Linked DNA regions of Homo sapiens: region 1 is linked to region 2. Evidence: chromatin loops called from intact Hi-C (ENCODE). Cell type or tissue: transverse colon. All regions are shown on one strand. Each heading gives the region's core, and the rest is flanking DNA. Links, peaks and the distances in the headings are about the cores only. Region 1 overlaps LOC124902787 (a long non-coding RNA gene). Region 2 holds the start of LOC124902788 (a long non-coding RNA gene).

The links. A loop is a pair of places that touch in the nucleus more often than their neighbours do. Peaks named below come from ENCODE experiments on the same cell type or tissue, not always from the same donor. Only the 100,000 strongest peaks of a DNase experiment are listed, where the experiment ranks them.
Region 1: a loop joins it to region 2, with 4 times the contacts of the local background. A loop is called at or near these places in 6 of 110 quality-filtered maps.

What each region holds. Positions count from the first base shown.
Region 1 is chr11:128,316,516-128,329,299 of GRCh38, reverse strand. All of the region lies in intron 1 of LOC124902787 (a long non-coding RNA gene), which reads left to right. Among named protein-coding and RNA genes, the nearest start is that of LINC02098, 110 kb to the right of the region's middle. RefSeq lists an enhancer at 3,942-5,076. In transverse colon, for the core only: a CTCF peak has its summit at 5,735; DNase peaks (open chromatin) are centred at 4,469, 5,768 and 10,219; H3K27ac peaks cover 1,686 bases.
Region 2 is chr11:128,365,638-128,378,421 of GRCh38, reverse strand. It overlaps LOC124902788 (a long non-coding RNA gene), which reads left to right and starts at 4,408. Exons shown (of 2, transcript XR_007062947.1): 1 at 4,408-4,619; 2 at 4,749-5,463. RefSeq lists an enhancer at 10,609-10,698. In transverse colon, for the core only: no CTCF peak of the experiment used is centred there; no DNase peak of the experiment used is centred there.

The sequences.
Region 1 (12,784 bases), core at 2,333-10,332, 49 kb after region 2:
GGTGACAGGTTTGCTTGCTTGCAATCAAGACGGGGGATGCCAAAGGGCTAGTTCTGGCTGCTGGCTCACTCTGAGGGGTGGGGGTCCAATGGCTGGCTCCTCCACTGATAATGAAACGAGGGTTAAGCAACTCTCTGTCCTGCAGAGAATGGCAGGAAACATCTTCATCACCCATGACTCCTTGAGAGAGTAGTGGGGTTTGGGGAGGTTGCATTTCCTTTCAAGATTCCAGAAAGGGTGCTCACACCCCCAGGGGCATGAATGCTGGCACGCTGACCCAACACAAGCAAGGCTGCCAGATGACCATGGGGTCCGGCCCGCCCTTCTGTCCCTATCTGCTTCATAAGCACAAAGCCCTTCAGAAAGTAACAACAGGAACCTTGGAATGATAACTCACTTGGAGAAAGGTCTTACAAGAGTTCATCGAGCTGCTTCATCAATGCTCTTTTCTTCCTTTCCATTCTGTAGGGAGAATGTTTATCTCTCAGTTTCATGTTATGGGCCTAATCTCTTTATATATGGAAAGGGAATAAAGTTTGAGTATCTCCTATGCTCCAGGCTGTGAGTTAAACATTTATATGCATCATGTCATTTAAATCTACATTTAACTCTACTCTGCTATGTCTATATTCTTTCCACAACTGTCCTGTTAAACTCAGAAACCAAAACTGGCACAGAGTTAAATCAGGGTGCCTGTATCAAGCTGCTCTGTCCCAAGTATCCAAACTGATTCATAGTAAGATTAATAGGAGAATGTAATTTTATTTCACCCTTGGTCATCTTGTTTTTATTTTCTTAAAGCAGATAGAGTGTGCCCTTTGTAGACACCCACTGAGATATGTAGACTTGCCTTTTAGGTAGTGTAGGATGAGTAATTGACTGTGAAGTTCGTATCATGTTCTCCTGGGCTTCTTTTTTTGTTTGTTTTTGAGATGGAGTCTCTCTTTGCTGCCCAGGCTGGAGTGCAGTGGCACGATCTCGGCTCACTGCAACCTCCACTTCCCGGGTTCAAGCAATTCTCCTGCCTCAGCCTCCCGAGTAGCTGGGATGACAGGCATGTGCCACCACGCCCGGCTGATTACCCCAGGTCTTCTTATGTTGAGTGGTTTAGTACCAGACCAGAAATCACTTGCAAAATGAAGAATTGGGAGAGATACAATTTCCTTAGAAGATGGGAAGGTTTTAATCAAACGAAGTCGTGAAACATTAGCTTTACCAAGAATTCAGTTCTCCTCATTAAACAAATGGAGCAATTGGGAACTGGGTGAGCTCAAATTCTCACAGCCTGCTGAGGGTAGAACTCGATTTAGAGTCCAACCCTCCTCACCCACAGCCTCATCATATTCTCCTTTATGTATATCATATTCCCTATATCTCCTGTTAGCTGATCCTCCCCCTTTTCAAAATATTTTCCCCTTAAACAATGGAAAGGGTCTGTAATAGTGCCTTCCCATGGAAAGTGTGCATAAGCATCTTGAATGAACAACTACACACCTAGAGTCATTTTACTCAAATTGTCTCTCAAATCTCTGGCTAGCTCTTCCTATTAAAAAATTTGGATTTGAATCGAGTTAGTTCCGACAGTGTAGACAGTAATTCCCTTGAAGTTACACAATGAAGAACAACTACTCCTTCTACAAAATGTGCCTTTTTTTTTTCTGTCTTCTCAGGGTTGTCCCTCATTTGGGGAATATTAAATATTACAGTTGCTATCAGTGCAAGTAATCACACCCCCATTGACAAGTCTCTGGCAGTGAATGCTTCTTACCAATGGAGAATTAGACAAAGTGACAGGTTTAATTCGCAGCAGGACAAAAAGGTGTTGAAAGTGTGAAGCGATTGTGCTCTGGGAGACACATCAATTACTTCCCTGACAGCCTGAAGGCAGTGGAGAAAGGGCTTTGTCTATGCCTAGAATATTACCTCCTTTCATCGTTCATCCCAGCTTCGATGTTCTTCATGATGTGAAGGTGGAGGAAATCAAGGTGCTTTCTTCATATCTGAGTATGGAAATTCCATTTCTGTGAAGTTTGAAAATGATTGGGTAGAAGTGAACTCCTAATGTGAAAAGGAAAGAATAACCCTTGCATTAGCATGCCCTTGGTAACTTGAGTCTCTTCAGTGAACCTCACCAACGTTCATCAGGACAGAGGGAATTATCAGCCTATTGAGTGGAAAGGTTAAATGAGTTTTATCATCTTCTCAGTAAGATGACAATTCTGGTGTCAGGTTTCATTTTGGTGATGAGTATCACTGTGGGGAGGGACAGCAGCATGCCCACGGCCTCTGGGGCCGCCTGCCTGAGGGGCAGCCGGGCAGAAGGACGTTGAGAGGGAAGGTGATGAGTTGGGGAGGGAGGCAGAAGGCACATTGTGCTCTCTGCTCCAGAGGGATGGTCTCTGCTCGCATGAGAGTGTCTGTGAGTTGCGTTGAGTTTCAGAACAACCTCTGCCAAATACATTTATGTCAATACAAATTTATATCATCCAACACAACACTACCATGAGTCAAGCCAATATGGAGTTCAGAACTCTTTTGTAAAAAAAATTAAATTTGTTTTCTAATTGCTTTTGTAAGGGAAGGGATGATTAAGGCTTCATATAACCAGACTCCATAGCTGATATGCAATAAATTTATGTTGAGTGAAAGAATACTAATTGAACATAATATTGTAGAATTTGATTTCTTCCTTAAGACCTTGCTACTCCAACTGTGCTCTGTAGATCACTAGCATCCCATTATCTGCAAAATTGATACAAAAAAATGTGAAATCCCAGGGTCCACTCCAGACAGATTGAATCAGAATCTGCATTTTATTAACAACAAATTCCACAGATAATTACACATCCATTAAAGCTTCAGAAGCACTGCTGTAAAATGCAATGCCCATAGTTGGATGGTTTCCACCAGGTGAATAGTAATATCTTTCGTGTTTGTTAAGCTTAATTATATTTTTTTTAAAAAGCTCAGATCTGGATAACTGGAAGAAGTATATAGCACAAAGCCTATTCATATTTTTTCTAGAAAAAATGTAGGTTTTAGAATAATTTCGTGATAAATCTCTCATTTCTACTTTTATTTGTTGTTGTTTTTGTTTTGTTTTGTTTTTTTGAGACGGAGTTTTGCTCTTGTTGCCCAGGCTGGAGTGCAATGGCACACTCTCGGCTCACTGCAACCTCCACCTCTTTGGTTCAAGCGTTTCTCCTGCCTCAGCCTCCTGAGAGTAGCTGGGATTACAGGCATGCGCCACCACGCCTGGCTAATTTTGTATTTTTAGTAGAGACAGGGTTTCTTCATGTTGGTCAGGCTGGTCTCAAACTCCCAACCTCAGGTGATCCACCCACCTCAGCCTCCCAAAGTGCTGGCATTACAGGCATGAGCCACCGCGCCTGGCCTTATTTCTACTTTTAAATACTACTATTTATCTATCAGCGTGCCTGAGTCCCTTAAAAGGTTTTGAGCTCTTGGAAAGTAAAGATCATATATCAATAATTCCTGTATATCCCTACAATTTTACATGGAATAACTACTTTTAAAATGCGTATTGAATAGACAATCAAACTTCTAGGTAAAAACAGATATTCTGTCTCATAAACACTGAACACTCTCTTCAAAACACAAATCATAATTCATAATTATATATTTCAGTGTCTGTTTCCTTAATGTCTTCTTCTACTAGATAATAAATTATATGAGAACAAGTCAAGGTTTGTCTCATTCACTCTTGTATTGCATTTGCCAAATTGAAGAATGTGTAACGGTAAGTTCAGGTGTTTCTAATGCTTAACTTAGCCAAATCAACAGGTGCTTTCTCCTTTGAGAAAAATCTTATTTACTTTATACAAGAATAATTATAACAATTGTCAGTTTCTGCCTGCTTCACTGCTTAGCAGATTGAAAATATCTATTACCTCCAAAAGGGGCCTAATTTGGACTTCCCTTGCTCCATCTACCTTCTCCCTCAGAAGGAAATTGTTTTCAATTCTCCATAGTAGAAACTCTCAGTTTCAAGCTCCAAGAACTATCAGTTGTTTTTTTTTCTCACTCTCAGAAGTGCCTTCCTCAAAGAAAGTCATACAGTGCCCACCCATCTGCAGCAGAGCCTCAGTCCCCCAACTTTTCTGCCACCCAACAAATAAGTGTAGCGCCCATCTGTCTGCAGCAGAGCCTCAGTCCCGCAACCTTTCTACCCCAAAACAAATAATGCATCTCCCCTTTTGTTTTTTGTTGGCACACAGCACGTCCTCCTGCCCGGGGCTTTGGTTCACACTGCTCTGGTGTGTGTGCATGAGTATATGTTGCTCTGTGTTTTGTGGTGTTTCTTTAGCAGCCTCTACCATTCTGTGGGTGTTTTCTCGATCCGAAGTGGAACCACTGAGTCTATGACACCCGCTGCTGTTTGTGCAATTCTCTGCAAAAATGGCTTCAAGTGTTACCTTGCCTGCTCCACTTCGGGGCAACCACAATGATGAACAGGCACGAACTTCTTGACGCATGCACTTCACCTCCCTGACAGGGCCCGATAAGATCAAATAGCAGGGCTGCAAGTGGTCTGACAGGCTCGTTGTGCCATGTTCAGAGAGCAGAGGTGGGTGAGCTGAAGGCCCCTGCCACACTCCTGCCACGGGGGCTTGCTTGGGCTGCAGTTAGCCCCGGGAGGGGCTGACCTCAGAGGTGGGAGGCACAGTTGAGTTTCCAGAAGAGTCGATGGGTGCATTTCAGGGGTAGAAATCAGCCTAGAAAACTTTCCTTTCTAGGGCCTAGGTTTCTTCCTTTATCTTGTCACTGTGGTTGTTTATTTCCCTCCTTGGTTATTTCTTCCCCACAAATCACTATAATAAGAACAATTTCACACGGAGTGAGCATTCACATGGAGTCAGGTTCTTTGCCAAGTCCTGTACATGTTTCCTCTAAGCCACCTCTCTGCTCTGAAAACAGTTCCCTCTCTCTGCTTCTGAGCTCATGAGGGGAGTCACTCAGGTGTCAGCATCCAAACCACAGGGAGAACTCGTTGACCGACCCCACGGCCTGGTTCGGGGGGCGGTGCATGTGGTGATATCTCTGATAGGCATTTCATGTTTTCATCTTTCATGTAATAAGGATTCCTTGTGACTCAAAGGAGAAAAGAAACCCTCGACTGGGACGGATTAGCTAGTAATCGTGTTGTGAGCAGGGATTATTAGGATCTAATCTTTATTGCAAAAGTCATATTCAGTGAACTCTGAATGGCCTGATGGTTCAACACTCACTATCAGGAGCCTGAGAACACGCAGCATGAGGATCCTGTGGAAATCATTTGTATATGGGGGCTGCTATAAGATCTAGTGTTGGTCTAGTGGCAAGGAAAAGAAAACTGACTGGATCCAGGATATGCAACAAGTCAGTGGCACAACTAGCAACGAAAGAAAGGTGCCGGGGCAAGGGAATTATTTTTTCCATAACTCTATAAAAGACACCTATTCACAAGAAGACACTACTCATTTCATTTCTTTCCAGAAAGGTGCTGAAAGGCAAAAATTACCAAGGGGCAAGCCGAGAAAGCTCTAATAGAGAAATGTCATTATGCTCCAGGTTCCTTAACTTTTAATGAAATGTTGCTGGTTCTGTTTCACAGGTAGAGAATTGAAGCCTCTCAGAGGTTAAGGAGCTTGCTCAAGGTCACTCAGCAAATAAGTTGTGGAGTTGCAAGGGGAAATGCTGCCAGTTCTGACAGTCTCATCCACACTGCCTCCTCCTGTCTGAAATGCAAAACAGGCAGATGAGGCTCCAGCTCAGATTCATGAAAGCTCATAACCGGCCTTAGTGTCTCTGGCTGTCCATATTCCCAGCCTGTGAACTGAGCCCTCTTTCCTGGAGCCTGTTTGGGCTGGGAAGCTGTAGTCATTGCTTGGCCTTTCTCCTTAACCACAGATGGTTGGCCCAATATAAACTGCTTATTGTTTTTGTTTTTGTTTGCTTTCATCTCCAGAGTCAGGGAAATGAGTGCTCCTGACATTACCTTGTCAGTAACTATGAAAGCACCCTCTGCCCATCTTCAAGTTCCAAGGAAATCCGACAACCATTATAGCAGCCTTAGTGGCAGCAAGAATAAAATCAAGAGTCCACAAACCAGGCAGAAGGATCATCCAGTTCCCAAAGTCAGTCAAAGCAGCAGGAGGAATGACAAAGTTCTGGCAGGCCTGTGGGACTGCTTACAAGATTTTGATACCCCAGAGCCCAGGAAGGTGAATTTAGGGATGCTTAAGGAAGCTGCTGTGCCTAGACAACCCTGGCTCATGCGGGAAGGGCAATTCTGGCAGAAGGGAGCCCTCTCATCTCAATCTGTCTGTGTTGCCCCCTTTTTTCCCACCCTGCTTTGGGCTCTCTGTGTCAGCTCTCAGTTGACCTGCTTCCCTTCTTCTAGTCTGGCTGGAGCTGCTAACTCAGTGCTGCTCAGAGTGGCTTTGGGGCACTGGTTATCCCTGTTGGAACAACAGCTTTCAGACTTTATTAAGTACCTAAGCTTCCAACCCTGAGCAGCAAGCATACCATCTCCAAACTTCAGCATCCCGGCTTCCAAAGCTCCAAAGACTAGACCAGCCCACTCAAGGTCATGCCATCCTCCAGGGAACTGTTTGCTTGGCCAGAAATCACGAGTGAGGAGAAAAATGAGAAGAGAGCGTGGGGGCATCAGCAAGCCCCCACATTCTTGTCTTCTTCTAAACACCAAACTTGTTGCTGTCACAGTTTCCTTTTCTTCAATAAAGAATAAGACAGGAGCCACTTACATACACATCAGAAAACAGAGTCACCTCACGGTCTCTCAGAGGCCACCAGTGCCTCTCTCCTCCCAACACTCCTCTCTTTTAGAGGTGTTGGAAAAGTTGACTCAGTCATATAATCTTCTTACATTTAGAAGTTTAGTTTGAATCATCTTAGTGTTCCATCTTTATTAAGAAATGTTGAGCTGCTGGCTGGGCGCGGTGGCTCATGCCTGTAATCCCAGCACTTTGGGAAGCCAAGGCGGGTAGATCACTTGAAATAGGAGTTTGAGACCAGCCTGGCCAACATTGTGAAACCCTGTCTCTGCTAAAAATACAAAAATTAGCCGGACAAGACAGTGCACGCCTGTAGTCCCAGCTACTTGGGAGGCTGAGGCAGGAGAATGACTTGAGCCTAGGAGGCAGAGGTTGCAGTGAGCCGAGGTCATGCCACTGCACTCCAGTCTGGGTGATGAGAGTGAAACCCTGTCTCAAAGAAAAAAAGAAAAAAAAAAAAGAGATAAGAAAAGAAATGTTGAGCGTTGAGCTGCTAATTGTGCAAGTTTGCTCCTAAGGATAGTGGCCACTTCAGGTCAGGATGGTCTTATTTTTTTCAATCACACTCTTTCAAAGATGGGGAAACCCTTAGAGTCTTTCTCTTCCACCTCTCCCATTTTACAAGTGGGAAACTGAGTCACTGAGAAGTAAAGTGCTGTGGCTTTCATGGAGGAAACAGGACTCACTTCTAGCCTCCAAGTCCCCAGCCTGACATGCCCATGACCACTGTTTTTTCCTTTTTATTGAGTGTAGCATCGACACAATAAGGTTTTAAAGCTCAATGCTCTTGTCACATTTTCTTGCTTGTTGTTCTTGTATTCCATTACAAATCTGACCCTGACCCTTTTTGAAAGGGGTCATTCAAAGAGGGTGAGGAAGGAGAGGGAAATGAGCTTGGGCATGACCTAATCAACTCATGGTTACTAAGTTTCTCAGGAATGGAGCCTTTTTTCTAAGGTAGAGAAGTGGAAGTGAAAAGAAAGTGGGAGCCACAGAGAGAGGATCTGGGGAAGGGGTGGGGGCCTGACGACACCATTAGTTCTGGGGTTACATACACTCCCAGTGGTCCTCGCTGAGCCCCGAAGCCTAACCAGAGCACAGTCATGAAGCAACATCCACCTACAAAATTGGTGGCCTGGAAATTCACACACAGATTTCATTCCATTATTGATGAAAGAGGTAGGAAGAAAGAACATAATTATTAGAAATAACTTGAAGAAAAGGTGGTTCTTAAATTTTAAAACTTATTAAAAATAAAGTGCCTTGCCCACCTCCCAACTCCAGAGATTCTGATACAGTTTAGTGTGGAGGCCAGAAATATATTTTTCTTGTTGTTGTTTATGGTGAACGTCTAGTCCTCCATTAGTGGCTTAAAAAAAATCAACTATTTTGGGAAATCATTTTAGAGCTACAAAGAAAGTCACACAGACAGTATTGTGAATTTAGTATACCCTTCACCTCCATTCCATTTCCCCTAATTTTAATTTAAAAAATTGTGGTAAAATATACATAATATAACATTTACTATTTTAATTATTTTAAGTGTACAGTTCAATGGCATTAAGAATATTCATTCACATTGCTGGGCAACCATCACCATCATCCATCTTTTATCTTCCCAAATGGAAACTATGTAGCCATTGAATGATAACACTCCGTTCTGTCTTGGCAGCCATCATTCTACTTTCTGTCTCTATGGATTTGACTCTGTTAGGTACCTCATATAGATGAAATCATGCAATATTTGCCCTTTTGTATCTGGCTTGTCTCACTTAACGTAGTGTCTTCAAGGTTCATTTATATTGCAGCATGTGTCAGAATTTCATTCCTTTGTAAGTCTCAATAATATTCAATTGCATGTATATACCACGTTTTCTTTCTTCATTTGTGTGTTGATGGATATGTGTATTGTTTCTACCTATTGACTATTGTGAACAATGCAGCTATGAACCTGGGTTTGCAAATATCTGTTCAAGTCCCTGCTTTCAATTCACTTGGTTAAATACCCAAAAGCGCAACGTTAATTTCATACACAATTGTGGAACATTACTATTCACTTAATTTTCGCATACTATTCACTTACTATTTACAGACTTTATTCAGATTTCACCAATTTTTCCACTAAAATTTAATCTTAAAATAAGCACTCCAGGAGATTCTGGTTCACAGATCAATGTTTTATAAACATTATTTTTTAAATGACAGATTGTGTCCAGGAAGCAGTGCCATATGTTGGAAAGTTGACCTAGGACTGAGGTTCTGTACACTGAATCTGGAACAGGTTCGAAAGCAGCCAGTGGAGATTCACTGCCTTCCACTGGGCCTAGTTTTCTCCATCTTTCAAAGAGAATGGTTTGAGAATTATCTGGAGTCTTCTAGAGAAAAGAAGCTCTAGAATGTAAAGTTGTTCTCTAGGTAAAAGCTTTCCAGACAGCTGCTGACAAAAGAGAAACTGGCTAGCACTTCTGAACTCTCTTAATAATTATATTATTATTAATTTGCATAAAAGAAGCAAGATTTCAACTAAATGGCAATGGTTCTAGGATTCTTTCACAGTAGTGTTAATTCCTTATATAAGGAGCATGGGAGTATTTTTCTGTAAGAATCAGCCTGACAGAGCCCTATAGAACTGAGCCTCTGAAGACGTGCACTGACCAGCACAGGGAAGAAGAGTTAAAGATCTCTAAACATGTGAAACGGCATTATTAATACTGCTCCAGGCATATGGTATGTTTCAGGAACCCTTTTAAGTTAGTCTTCTCATGTGGAAGATTTGGGAGCAAATGCGAAATGAACCCATGGGAACATCTTTATGACGCTGCTTTGGATGCAGCACTGAAGTGTGCCTTTCATGGTAGAAGGATGTGAAACCATAAACGGGAGACTGAAGATACTCCAAGGAAGCATTAAAACAAGGAAGCAGGCAGGGCACGGTGGCTCACGTCTGTGATCCCAGCACTTTGGGAGGCCAAGGCAGGCGGATCACGAGGTCAGGAGTTCGAGACTAGCCTGACCAACATGGTGAAACCCCATCTCTACTAAAAATACAAAAATTAGCCAGGCATGGTGGCACACACCTGTAATCCCAGCTACTCAAGAGGCTGAGGCAGGAGAATTGCTTGAACCCGAGAGGTGGAGATTGCAGTGAGCCGAGATGACACCACTGCACTCTAGCCTGGGTGACAGAGCGAGACTCTGTCTCAATGAAAAAAAAAAAAAAAAGAAGAGAAAAAAATAAGGAAGCAACGGTAATTCAAAGAGAGGGGAGGGCCTGGGCTGAAATCTGGTTTGGATTCTATTAATCTCAGTGACTTGGGAAAAGCCCTAGAGGGCCCTTAACAAAGGGAGAGGCAGTCATGACCTCGGCACCAGCATCTTGGCATCTTTTCAGAGAGGTGTCAAATCCTGGGGACCCCCTTGTGGTAGCCCTGACTCAGAAGGAAACATACCAGCTACTATAGTACATCATCGCATACCACTTCCTGAAGGGCTTTGGGTTTTCCCTAGAAGGCTATATTGCTATGTGCAGGTCCTGCCAGGAACAAGCTTGAGCTCAATAGCTAAAGGGGGGAGCGGGGGAAGAAGCAGAGCAGAACGTACACCTTTTGTGGTGTGTTTACTACATATACATACAGACTTGCCCCCACTCACAGTTTATTATCTGTGCCTTATAATCCATATATGGAAGATAGGCATGGAAGTAGAGAAAAACAAAATGGACCTTTAGAAGGAAGAGGGAAATAAATCAGTCAACGGCCTAGGTCAGCCTTTCCCAACTTTGTGAGCTTTGAAATAGCAGATATTATGCAAAGGCAGAATTCTACAGTCGGATAAGTTTAGGAAAGATTGGATAAAACAAATTCGAACAGTATGAAGATTTCTTAAAGAACTAAAGGAAGAATTACCATTTGATCCAGCAATCCCACTGCTGGGTATCTACCCAGAAGAAAAGAAGTCATTATGTGAAAAAGACACTTGCACATTTGTGTTTATAGCAGCACAATTTGCAATTGCAAAAATATGGAACCAGCCCACCAACAAATGAGTGGATACAGAAAATGTAATACATATGTGTGTGTGTGTGTGTGTGTATACCATGGAATACTACTCAGCCATAAAAAGGAACAACATAATGGCATCCACAGCAATCTAGATGGAGTTGGAGATCATTATTCTAAGTGAAGTAATACAAGAATGAAAAAACAAACATTGTATACTCTTACTTATAAGTGGGAGCTAAGTTATGAGGACACAAAGGCATAAGAATAATATAATGGACTTTGGGGACTCAGGGAGAAGGGTGGGAAGGGGGTGAGGAATAAAAGTCTAACATTGGGTACAGTGTACACTGCTCAGGTGACAGGGGCGCCAAAATCTCAGAAATCAACAATAAAGAATCTATCCATGTAAAAACCATCTGTTCCCCAAAAGCTATTGAAATAAAAATAAACAAATACATAAATATAAACATTTATTATTAGATCTCTTAGAATTGTTAATATACTGATGGAATTGTACATTTATTTTCTCACATTTATGTCATTAAACAAATGTTTTTAAAATCATCGTGCAGTAGAACTCTGTGGAGCACCCTTTGGGAAACACTGAGCTACTTGCTTGAGCAGTACCACTTCCTGAGCTTCTTGGCAGGCAAGAAAATTAGAGAAACATGATGGGCTATTGTTTTTTAACCAGATATAAGCCTATCATTTTTTTTTAGATTCTAAGTTGTAAATAAATTTTTGGATTAGTTATGTACTGCAAAGAGTCATTGAACCACATAATGACACACAATAAACTATCTCTTTAAAAATGGTTTAATTATACATGTAGAATAATTTTGTATGTTTTTATTTTTACTGTATCAAATATTGGGTATGAGACATTTTGCATCGGGAGAAGGGGAGTAGGCCTGTTGCTTTCTGATAGTCTAGTTAGATAGAAATCACTAAATTTAGAATACCTTGAACTTCTTTTCCTTGAACGCAAATTCATTTATCTATGAATAAGCATTATGATTATGACTGCAGTTGAAATACCCTAATTTGACTTTCGAGTCTCCAGCAGGATCCATAAACTGCTTCTCAATTGAAGGAATTTCCATAAGCTTTTGATACCAGACCTGCATATTAGCCACTTTGGATATTTTGACATTTGAGAAGGCTGGTCTCTTCTTTCACCTAAACATAAGCTCTTCCATCTCTTCCAAAGACAAGTCCCAGGGCAATCCTACAGGCAGGATTGAGACTTTCTCAGGAAGCTTCCTTGGGTTTGATGGAATGCTCAGGAAGGGGCTTGAGCAAGATCGTACAGACCTGGCCAGGATAACTGAGTAGAAACGTGCCATTAGTAGCAAGGAAGAAGTTGTCTTTCCTTCTCTGATGGCAGAGCATTTCTTAGAAAGTAAAGAAATGCAGAAAATGTCATCACAGCTGTCTTATCTACTTGATCTCATTACTCCTTATTAACACAAGAAGACTCTGGACAGTTATAGTGAAAGTCCCGATAAGAAGGAAGTGGTCACTTTCAAACTAATGTAGCATATCAAGATGATGATAAACAAGAAAAGTCTAACTATTCAATAATCAATAATATTGATTCTTAATTGGAGATATAACATTTGTTCCTCCCTATCTCTTCCATCACCTCACTACATGATGCATCTGCAAACACACACACACACTAACCAGTTGGGCCTCGTTCCTTTTTTTGTTCACCTATTGCACCCAGTTTTGCTGTTTATCAGAAAATTACCACATGATGTTGAAATAAACTGCTTATGTGTCATCTTCCTCATAAAACTACAGACTCTTTGAAGATAGGTTCAACATATTATCATCTTAATATTCCACTGACCAATGTAGAAAATATTTATCAAATGTGTTGAGTATATCACCATTCACTAGTTACATGGACACTCATTTATGCTATGCTTACTGGTGAATTTGACCAGCTGTTTCCTTTTATGATTTAACACACTCATTTTA
Region 2 (12,784 bases), core at 2,030-10,029:
GACATGAAGTCCTTGCCCATGCCTATGTCCTGAATGGTATTGCCTAGATTTTCTTCTAGGGTTTTTATGGTTTTAGGTCTAACATTTAAGTCTTTAATCCATCTTGAATTAATTTTTGTATAAGGTATAAGGAAGGGATCCATCTTCAGTTTTCTACATATGGCTAGCCAGTTTTCCCAGCACCATTTATTAAATAGGGAATCCTTTCCCCATTTCTTGTTTTTGTCAGGTTTGTCAAAGATCAGATGGTTGTAGATGTGTGGTATTACTTCTGAGGGCTCTGTTCTGTTCCATTGGTCTATATCTCTGTTTTGGTGCCAGTACCATGCTGTTTTGGTTACTGTAGCCTTGTAGTATAGTTTGAAGTCAGGTAGCATGATGCCTCCAGCTTTGTTCTTTTTGCTTAGGATTGACTTGGCAATGCGGGCTCTTTTTTGGTTCCATATGAACTTTAAAGTAGCTTTTTCCAATTCTGTGAAGAAAGTCATTGGTAGCTTGATGGGGACAAACAACCCCATCAAAAAGTGGATGAAGGATATGAACAGACACTTCTCAAAAGAAGTCATTTATGCAGCCAACAGACACATAAAAAATGCTCATCATCACTGGCCATCAGAGATATGCAAATCAAAACCACAATGAGATACCATCTCACACCACTTAGAATGGCGATCATTAAAAATACAGGAAACAACAGGTGCTGGAGAGGATGTGGAGAAATAGGAACAGTTTTACACTGTTGGTGGGACTGTAAACTGGTTCAACCATTGTGGAAGACAGTGTGGTGATTCCTCAAGGATCTAGAACTAGAAATACCATTTGACCCAGCCATCCCATTACTGGGTATATACCCAAAGGATTATAAATCATGCTGCTATAAAGACACATGCACACGTATGTTTATTGCAGCACTATTCACAATGGCAAAGACTTGGAACCAATCCAAATGTCCATCAATGATAGACAGGATTAAGAAAATGTGGCACATATACACCATGGAATACTATGCAGCCATAAAAAAGGATGAGTTCATGTCCTTTGTAGGGATAGGGATGAAGCTGGAAACCATCATTCTCAGCAAACTATCAGAAGGACAAAAAAAAAAACAAACAAAAAAGCAAAGTATCCCAAGGACAAAAAGAACACCACATGTTCTCACTCATAGGTGGGAATTGAACAATGAGAACACTTGGACACAGGGTGGGGAACATCACACACTGGGGCCTGTCGTGGGGTGGGGGACAGGGGGAGGGATAGCATTAGGAGATATACCTAATGTAAATGACGAGTTAATGGGTGCAGCACACCAACATGGCACATGTATACATATGTAACAAACCTGCACGTTGTGCACATGTACCCTAGAACTTGAAGTGTAATAAAAAATAATAATAAAAATAAATAAAAAATAAAATAAAATAAACCACAAAAAAGAAAAAAAGAAAACAAAACAGTTTTCCTTAATTCTTCTTCTTCCATTTCTAGGAGATATTTTATTTTACCCCTTTATGCAATTAGAGATATACCTTCCCTGAATTAGAGTATCACATTGTAATATCTTAGAAGTGTAGAAATCCTGAGGTTATCTAAAATGCAAATTTCATTAAAGTAGGATTTTTTGTTGGTTTTATTTACTGCTGAATCCTTAAGGTCTAGCAGACTGCCTGGCGAGTAAGAGCTTACTAGACCTTAGTAAGGGCTCAGTGAGTACTTGAAGAAATAACTAAAGGAAAGCCTGGCTTCCGACACAATTAAGAAATATCTGGCTCCTGTGCTGGGACTCAGTTTTCAGTCTTGACTTTAAAGCTTATCAGTTTGGGACATATCATCACTTGTAACTCAGCTTTCCTATCTTTAAAATAGAAGATATTAAAACATAATTCACTTATCCCAAAAAATTGTAAGGATTAGTTATCCTTCAATGTATTATAATTTATTTAATTACTGTGTATTAGACTTTGAGAATATTATGTGGATTTATCCTTCAAAGAACTTAGAGTCTAATGGAGAAAGCAGAAACAAACAAACAAAAAACAATTGTAGAGCCATGTGGTAGCTGCTATGGCAGTGACATTTTTGTCCTGCTATGAATATTCTCTACACAGCAGACAGAGTAGTGAGCCTTCCAAAATCTAAATCTGATCATGTACTTCCACTGCTCAAAGTTCTCCACTGTTTCCTTTATCTTTAGAACAAAAATGCAAACTTCCTTCCTTGGCATGACATGCTCTGCCTACTCAGATTATATCTCCCACCGTGGTCTGTTATATTCATGGCTCTCAGCCATACTAGCCTGTGTTGCTTTCTGAAGATACTAAGCATTTTATTGCCTTGAGGCTTTTTTTTTTTTTTTTTTTGGCAACTGTTACCATTACCTGAAATTCTCTTCCTATGACTACCTGTGATTCTAATAAAGCAAACTTTTCCCATCTCTTCACATATCACAATATAAGCTCCTCAGTTTCAAAGACTGCTTTCTTCACTGCTTTATCCCCAGTACTCAGAATAGGCCTGGCACATGGTAGGTGTTTAATAAATATTTGTTAAGTGAGTGATTGAAACTCCAATTTAGTGGCATTTCAGATGGAAGTGTCAATTAATGCATGTAACTGGACAATAAGCATTTTTAATACAAAAATCAACTAGGTGGTGCATGGTGGCTCATGCCTGTAATCCCAGCACTTTGAAAGGCTGAGGCGATTGGATTGTTTGAGGTCAGGAGTTCGAGACTAGCCTGGCCAACATGGCTAAACCCCATCTCTACTAATAATACAAAAATTAGCCAGGTGTGGTGGCATGTGCCTGTAATCCCAGCTATCTGGGAGGCTTAGGCAGGAGAATCACTTGAACCTGGGAGGCAGAGGTTGCAGTGAGCCGAGATCACGCCACTGCATTCCAACCTGGGGGACAGAGAGAAAATCTGTCACACACACACACACACACACACACACAATCAATTAAATTAATAAAGAGCTATACTTTCAGCTTCTGTTTGAATGCCTGAAATCATAATAATTCCCTAAAAGGCAGTGAATCCCACCTTTAGGAAGAGCTAATGATTTTTAAAAACTGCCTTCAGCACACAACTCAACAGCAAAAAACCAAACAACATCAATACAAATTGGGCAAAAGACTTAAGTAGACATTTCTCCAGACAAGAGATACAAATGGCTAACAAACACATGAAAAGATACTTAACATCACTAATCATTAGATAAATCCAAAGTAAAACCACAATGAAATACCATTTCACTCTAATTAGGATAGGTACCATTTAAAAAATAAAAATAAAAAATCGATGAAATAGCAAGTGTCAGTAAGGAATGATATGGTTTGGCCATGTCCCCACCCAAATCTCATCTTGAATTCCCACATGTTGTGGGGGGGACCCAGTGGGAGGTAATTGAATCACGGGGTCAGGTCTTTCCTCTGCTGTTCTCATGATAGTGAATAAGTCTCATAAGACCTGATGATTATGTAAGGGGGAGTTTCCCTGTACAAGCTCTCTTCTCTTGTCTGCTGCCGTGTGAGACGTGCCTGTCACCTTCTACCATGACTGTGAGACCTCCCCAGCCACGTGGAACTGTGTCCAATAAGGCTTTCTTTTGTAAATTGCCCGGTCTCAGATATGTCTTCATCAGCAGTGTGAAAACGGACTAATATAGGATTTAGAGAAATTTGAACCCTTTTGCTCTGTTGATGAAAATGTAAAATGGTGTCACTATAGTGGGAAATAGTATGCTGGTTCATGAAAAAATTACCATAGGATCCAGAAATTCTATTCCTGGGTATATACTAAAAAAAAAATGGAAAACAGAAGCTCAAATAGATATTTGCACACCCATGTCGATAGCAGCATTATTCACACTAGCAAAAAGGTGTAAGCAACTCAAGTTCCCATTGAGGAATGAATGGCAAAATAAAATGCAGTAGACACATATAATGGAATATTATTCAGCCTCAAGAAGGAAAAAAATTCTGATACATGCTACAATGTGGATGAACCTTGAGGACATTATATTAAGTGAAATAAACCTGTAACAAAAAGTAAAATATTTTTGTCCAGTTTCAATTATGTGAGGTACCTGGAATAATCAAATTCATAGAAACAGAAAGTAGACTGGTAGCTTCCAGGGTTAAGGGAAGTGGGGAATGGAGAGTTATTGTTAATGGTCTCAGAGTTTCAGTTTCGGAGGATGAAAAAGTTCTGGATATGGATGGTGGTGATGGTTGCACAATGTGAATATACATAATGTGACTGAACTGTACATTTAAACGTGGCTAAGATAGGCAATTTTATGTTGTGTGTATTTTAACACAATTTAAAAAACTGTGTTCAGCTAAAATATGCCAGTCGGAAAATGTTATCTGAAGGACCTTGTTTTATTCCTCTGGTTACAGGAGGAACCTCTTAAGATATTAATTGAAACATTTGAAGGCAGTAATCAGTGATTGAATCAGGAAGTTCCAAGTCATCTATTTTCCCGACTAATCTTCCCCATTCGAGTGCCTGTCATCTTTCCTACTTGAGCTGGTTTCTTGGTTGCTGTTCTCTGTCTGTCATCCAATTCGGGAATGCCAGAGACCCAGAGCTGCTAGCAGTGTTCAATGGGCAGCAGGTAACTTTCTCAGTGTTTGTTTCATGGAAATGTTAATCAACCTTGAGACATTATGGGGTATTTTCAGAAATGATGAGTTTTGTGGTCACAATGAGCTAAACAGGTTTTTTTGTGTTATTGTTTTTGCAGGATTTTCCAGAGCATGTAATAGGCGAATGTGCATGGTCAGTTTCCAAGAGCAGGACACAGTATGAAAGCGGCTCTCAAACATTTTTGATTGCAGCCTTTTTCTCCACCTCAAGACAGTGAAACATTATTTGGGAAAATTTTCACTAGCGTATTGCTAACTGCTGCATTTGCTGAGTTCCATCAACTCATGAGTTTTTATGTGTGTACTCAGAGCACAAGAATTGTTTCTGGATCTAGGCTATGGTGCTTTTCAGTTCTTGGAAATAATTTCCCTGAAATGTCCTCTGAGAAAGTCAAGAATTTCCCTGAAATGATCTCTGAGAAAGTCAATGTGATTTCTTTTGGTATGGTACAGAATATGCTCTGTACGTATAAGAGACACTGCCACTCAAAATAGGCCCAGTGCCTAGCTGCAAGACTTAAAGTTGAGTTACATCATCTCATTTGAGTGCCACAAATCATGCATTGAATTTTTCCAAGGCTCTGAAAGCACACAACTTTCATATAATACAAGTCTACATTTGCTTATTCAAAATCCCAAATTGCCAGATGTGTCTTGTAATTTGAGATTTTCTGAATCTTAGAAATGTAATATAATGCCTCTACCACTACATTATCACCCCAGCAGGGTCTGAAGACACACCTTTTAAATAAATGCATCAATATTTGTTGAATATTCATACTTTGTAGGATAAATAAAAACTATAAATAAATATATCAGTCTATATCAGGTTTTATTTTCAAAGGAATTTCAGTGACTCATTTACTAAAAACTAACTTTGGGTTTCAGACTATTTTGAGTTTTGAAATAGAAGCTAAAACACTATAGGCACCCTAGTGAAAACCAAGCTGGGTTAATTAATGCTAACAGACTTTTGCTAACATCAGGTCTTAATATTTCTCAATGTTCTGATCTTTGGAGGAACAGTGGAAAAATTCCCAGAGAAAAAAATACTTAAAGGAAAAGAGATGGAGTAATTTCTCTTAAATCTACTTTCCCTGGCCCCTCCTGCTTGAATATCTCTAATATATTCTTACTATGAACTAACTTATTTGCTCTAAATTTCCAACTTTCAACAAGAAGGTGAAAACCTCCAACTTAATAGAAAAATTAGGCTGTAAGGATCCTAAGGCCATATAGCAAATGTGGGATGGAAGACTGACAATGAAATTTCCATGAGTGAGTATCATCTAATCTATGGGATAAGATGGGTTATGTTATGTTCTGATACATATGAGAGCCAGAGCTGGAAGGCGTGACTATGTCACTAAGCACCATGTGACCTTTGGTGAATCCCATATCCTTAATGTTTCAGTCTCCCTGTCTAAAAAATGAAAATTGGACTATCATTTTACGGTCCATGTAGGATCTGTAATTAAAACAGCTTTATTCACTACCAGGTGAATTATCGGTGTGGTAGCAAACAGCTAACGATGGCATCCTCTAGTTTCTGGAGGATATCCTTCAAGAAAAAAATGCTACCCTGAAAGACACACATGGAAATTCATTTCCTCTCTCCTTTTGGACATTTTATTCTACTCATAGCATATTGAACTATATATTAAATGTCTCCAATAAGGATTTCATTTAGATTTAATATGTCAGAATTGTAAATGTTAATGAAATGCCAAAAGAGTGATTAACAACATATGCTTTGAAGTCTCTCAAATATGTAACCCCCCAGAAATTTTATAAGAAAAATGTCCAGACATAGAACTTTACCCTGCAGTTTATTTTTTTTTTCAGAGTCAAAATATCTCTCAAATGCTCAGTTCTGAACTAACAGAAAAACAGCAGGAGGATAAAAAAAAAACAAGGCTGAATTTCAGTCACACAGATCTCAGCAAGAAGCAAAAATAAACTCTTTAAATGATGTTCCTTTTGCACGGCTCCCAGAGGCAGGTTTGGTAAGAAATAGTTTGAAAGTATACATATTCATTCCCACTTCCCCCAACCTCTACTTTGCCCTGCTCTGTCTCTGTTGATCTTGTAACTTTTTCCATGTTAATTAAAGATTCCTGGGACTTCACTCTTTTTTTCCCTTCTCTGGGAGCCACCTAAGAACACAAATATTGAAACAGTAGCAGTCAGCTAATTTTGCATTATTCTAAATTAAGGAAAATATTCTAATTTAAGGAAAACTTCTAGATCACCTAGGAGTTTAATGGTTCAAGCTCCCCCTTTATCTGTGGAATCTAGAAAAAAGCAGTGACTGTCTGTTGACACAACTAGTTTGTAACAAAGCTGTGGTGGATCATAGGTCTAAGACCAGTACAGTTGTCCCCCAATCCCCCATGCTACCCTTTCATCCCAAATTAAAATAAGACAGTTTCCCTCGTAACTCACCAGTGCAGTAAATCCCATGCTATGGCATAGAGTGAGACAGCTTCAACCATGACATGAGCGTTATGTAGTTGGGGTGGGGGGGGGTCTTACAAGTTCAGCAGCTGAGAAAAATTAAGGGGAGAATTGAAAATTGTCTCCAGCTGGGCGTTAGCATGTGCTAAACAGGGTTTTGATGTTAAAGGGTTTTAAGTGCGTGACTGGTACACCTCAGGGCAAGGCCCACTCTTCCCCGAGAATCTGTTCTTGCTTTTCTTTCTTTTCTTGTCTAATCAGTCCCATTCAGTTTTCAATTCTCTTTCTCACTTTGCAAAGTGCCAGACAAATTACTGGTATCCTCTATGAACCTCTGGTTTCTTTTTTGTTTTTGAACTCATACCCCCTTAAGAATATTTCAGGGTAAGCATTGCTCAAAACACATTTTATAAATTTTTAGGAACATAATTAAAGCAAAGACCTTTGTATAACTTTTATGACTCTTGATGTTCCACATTCTAATTCTCTTCGGGATGTGCATATTTTCTTAATGTTGTCCTCTTATTGTTTCTCCGAAACTCTTTTTACTCTTCAGTTTCAACAACATATCTTCTGAACTATAGGTTGTTTTAAATATTAGGATTATCAGTACAAACTTGGTGATACTCAACTGTTTCTGAATGACAAAGAGGGCAACTTCATTCGGTTTAACCTAATGTTTTGTAAAGCCATCTGGAATACACAAAGTCTCATCTGAGCAGAGACATTTTTTAAAGTAGAGAAACTATGTAGAAAAACCATGATCTTTACTGAACATTATAATGTAGAAATTTAAATATTTTAAGAAAATTTTTGTTTAAAATGTATTTTTGTGGTTTGCTTATGGTAGGTGATATGGTTTTTCTGTGTCCCCACCCAAACCTCATCTTGAATTGTAGCTCCCATAATTCCCATGTGTTGTGGGAGGTACCCAGTGGGAGGTAATTGAATCATGGGAGTGGTTTCCCCCATACTGTTCTTGTGGTAGTGAATAAGTCACATGAGATCCATGGTTTTTATAAGGGATTGCTTTTTTTGCGTGGTTCTCATTCTCTCTTGTCTGGTACCATGTAAGATGTGACTTTCACCTCCTGCCATGATTGTGAGGCCTCCCCAGCCACATGGAACTGTAAGTCCATTAAACTTCTTTTTCTTTATAAATTACCCAGTCTCGAGAGTGTCTTTATCAGCAATGTGAAAATGGACTAATACAGTAGGAGTGATATATGTCTCAGTTTCAACAGTCTCCAGGTTTTGCCTTTTGCTCGGCATCCTAGCTAGTTTAGCATTAGCTCTGGATTTTTTATTCTCTAACAAAGCATTAGTATTAATGGTTGCACTAAACTGATAGGACCACATTGTTGGGTTGAGTTTGGGAGACCTCCACTTTGTACCCAAGGGTTCTGCTGTGAGCTCTTCTAGTCTATATGAGACTCACACATAGTGAAAGGAGGTCTCAGCTTGACATGTAGTTAAGGCCCTCTTTCTGGATACAGCTAATTAATGCTTCCATTTCAAGGGAGGAATGCCAGATGCTCAATGATATAATAAAGCGTGTTTAGATACGAGCAGTGTGGGGTAGCTAATTCTTTCTGGCCGTGAGTGGAGCTGGGAGAAGCTCTGGAAGTTGCTGTGCTCATGGACCCTTGCTTCACTAGCCAGTTGTGACATGGCCTGAGAGACGTGTGAGGCTGTCAGGCTTCCAGTCAGCAGGATCGACCGCAAGGGTGGGAAATTCTATTAGACGGACATGATATAGAAGCCAAGCAGTCCTGTACACTCTACAGCGTATAGAGAATGGAGTGAGTCGTGTGCATGATTTTGCTATGGTATTTTTGCTACTTATTGTATGGTATAGATCTATAGCCACTATTTCATTGCTTTGTAATACTTTTTTATTTTTGCAATAAACCCTTTTGACAGAAATAAGTTAAAAAATAATCAAAATGCCTGTTTAATAACAGTTTAAGTACTAAGTTTTCATTCTCAAGAAAGTTGGTGATGACTCTGTAACTTGCACCAAGTATTTGTCCAGGGGCACCATCTACCCCGGAGGCTGTGGTGCTCTCACTGACCACATAGAAACAAGAACACACAAATCTGCTGAAGTGGCATCAGCATCTCCTAGAAAATTAGTAGTTATTTTAAGAAGATGGTACCTGAAGACAATAATTTAGTATCTGTAGTTCTAGAAGGTGCTTTTTACGTATAATGCTTGAAGCTTGACTTTTCATGTATGGTTTTAAATGGCTGTTCTTCCAATTTAATTTCTTTTTGTTTTTAATTCCAAGTTTTTCTGCAGGCATAATACAAAAACCAAAGTAATAGCAACTATTGTGTTGGCCCCATGTAGAGAATAAAATATTCACTAGCAGTTACATGTTGCCAATTTTATATTAGTATATTCTACCAAGTTTCTTATCTGAATGACAGAAGACAAAAATGTTATTTGAGAGATATTTTCTCAATTCTGCCAAGATGGTATATAAGGAATACTATTCTCATGTGCACAAGAAAAGTTTTTGATACATATAATGAATGCCTTAGAGCATTAGAGCTAATAGGTAAATTTAAATTTTTTGTTATAAATTTTAAATATAAAAAAATATAAATAAAAAGATGTCCTTTTCTACCTGCCATCAATTTTACAAATGTTTAAATTTTATATTAATTGACCTGAATGTCTTATAAAGTTATTACATGGTTTTTTATAAATAAGTTCTCTGAAATTTAATTGTGTTTTGGTCCAAGTCATTTGGGAATCTTTCTTTAATTAAAAAAATTTTTTTTTTGAGAGAGGGTCTACTTTTGTGGCCCAGGTTGGAGTGTGTTGGTTTAATCAAAGTTCACTGCAGCCTTGAACTCCTGGACTCAAGCAGTCTTCCTGACTCAGCCTCCTGAGCATCTGGGACTACAGGTATATGACACCATGCCTGGCTAAGTTTTTAAATTTTACCATAACTTTAAATGATTTGCATACAACAAAACTTTACCTTTTGAAGATTTTAGAAAACTGCAATTACTAAAAACAAAATTTGCAAGCAGAAATATCTTGAAAATAAAAAATACAGAAGAGGAACTGACTTTGAATACAAATGCAGGGGCTTACCTGGTCAAATGAGACTGAGAGCTCAAATAGAAGCTCTAATTCTGAAATTCAATGGAAATTTGAAATATACCTATTTGGGGGAAGATTTTTTAAATGGAACTTTTATTTTTAATTAGATGCACTTATATTCTCTAAAAGAATGGAATTAAGTTGAGATGACTTATAATTTTACAGCATTTACATTCTGTGAGACATTGAAAAATTATAAATAGAGATATGTTATTTGAAAGGTTTGAGCCTATAAAACATTTGTCAAATAAAGTAATTTGGGCTGGGTGCATTGGCTCCCACCTGTAGTCCCAGCACTTTGGGAGGCCGAGACAGGCTGATCGCTTGAGCTTACGAGACCAGCCTGGGTAACATGGCAAAACCCTCGTCTCTACCAAAACGAAAACGAAAGTGAGAACAAAAACAAAAACAAAAATTATCCGGGGGTGGTGGTGCGTGCCTGTCATCCTAGCTACTCGGGAAGCTGAGGCGAGAGGGTGGTTTCAGCCTGGGAGGCAGAGGTTGCATTGAGACTAGATTGCACTCCTTCACTCCAGCCTGGGTGATAGAGCCAGATCTTGTAAAAAAGTAAAATAAAATAAAATAAAATAATTTGGTTGGAATCCAAAAGCAGAAACTTTAAGAATCTTTGAGCTGAAATGCTTACATATTTCCTTGTAAAAAAATTAGAATTAAGAATATCCCCTCTTTAGCAGAATTTGTTCTTAATTCCCCTAAGCACTTACAGTGTTTTCTCAATAAAAAGTAAAATGGGCTAAAAGAAGAATTGATAATGCCAGTAATTACAAGTTGATGAAATGAAAATTCAGCTTTTAAGCAGATTGTAGAAAACTTTAAGGAAAAACTGAAAAATAACAGTACTAACTTAATAAAATATATATTCTTCAAAAAAATACTCCTGACACAGTTTTAGAGGCAGCTATGACTAATAAACTGATTAAAGTATATAAATATATGCCAAGTATATATTACTTTGCTTATGTTTTTAATATTCAGAAAATTAATATAAAGTTATCTCTATCTTTATTTTAATTAATTTATTTTTTGAGATGAGGGTCTTACTATTGCTCAGGCTGGCCTTGAACTCCTGGGCTCAAATGATTCTCCAGCCTAAGCCTCCTGAGTAGCTGGGCTCACAACATGCACCACCGCCTCCGGCTAATATAAAGAAGTTTTTTAATTTTTGCTTCAGTGCATATAAATAGATGATATTTTTGTCTTTTAGAAAGATTTTTTGGAAGTCTTTTTTAATTGAATTATGTTTACATATCTACCAATATTATACAACCAATTATTAAATCAAGGCATAACCTGTGGAACAATTTTCCTCTTCCTTTCCAATGGGCTATGTTCTCCCCTTTCTTCACTGCCATTTCCAGCTTGATCTGACCCGGAAGAATTTCTCTGAACCTTTTATCCATTATGGAGCATCCATCATCTGAATCACATACTGCCTGTAGCTTTCAGTGGTATACAACATGTTTCATAGCTTTTGTGTCCTTAAGTAAGGTTGATGCTCAAAATGTGTATTGTTGGCAATATGACCACACCATATTGAAGGAAGAAATGATAGACAGTCTAGTTCTAGATAAAGGACAGGATGGTATACAAATAAAATGTATGGCTGTGGCAAATCATGGGTTGTTAAAATCCTCTTTCTAGCAGCGGTTAAAACTTGAAATAGTTTTAGTGTTACAGATGACGTGAAAAGTTGGGTGGTGGGAGGACTTCTTTAGTTGGCCAAAAAGGATGAAAGGCAGGGCTAGGAAAAAGATATGTAAGAATATAAGAATTGAGAATAGATGTGTTCTAGAATAATCACATTGGTAAAGATGGTATTTTCGAAGCCTGTTAGGAAAAACAATGTCAAAATCAAGGACATTAACAAAAAAGAAGAAGAGCTTTATTGCAATAGGAAATTGGGGAAGAGAGGAAATGGAAATGAGTTTTGAAAAAGTATATTTATTTTGACAGCATTTCACCTTAGCAGAGCCTAAAATGTGATGCGTTAATGTTTATAAACAAAAACTGACGCAGAAGGAAAATCGGCAATACAGTGGTAATGCAGAAAGGAAAGGATGGATTGTTGTAAGTAATATTACATAACAAAGTTTTCAAAGGGGCTTCTTGGAGTACATCACTTCTAGTATCAGCTTTCAGAAGCAACAACAACAGAAGGCCCTAGTGATTTTAAAATGAAGTTATTGATAGAAATATGTGCTGGAAATCAAGGCACAATTACCGTTCAAAGATGTATTATTATGTTAAGAATACTTTGAATCAATCATATTTTTGTACATCTATGATAATGTCTTAAAGGGAATGTAAGCTCCCATTTCCTGTATGTGAGGCACGTTACTTGGAAATACTGGTTTTCTGACATCTTTATGTCCCAACTATCTACAGAAATATTAAAAAACGCAAATATATAAGTAGATAAGATAGAGTTTAAACCTCATCTAGGCATGGAAAACATGGAAAGAATGATACATGTTCCTTCTGGATCACGGTTTCTGATTACGAAGGGTGAGAGAGGAGAGAAAGTTAACTCTGGCAAAT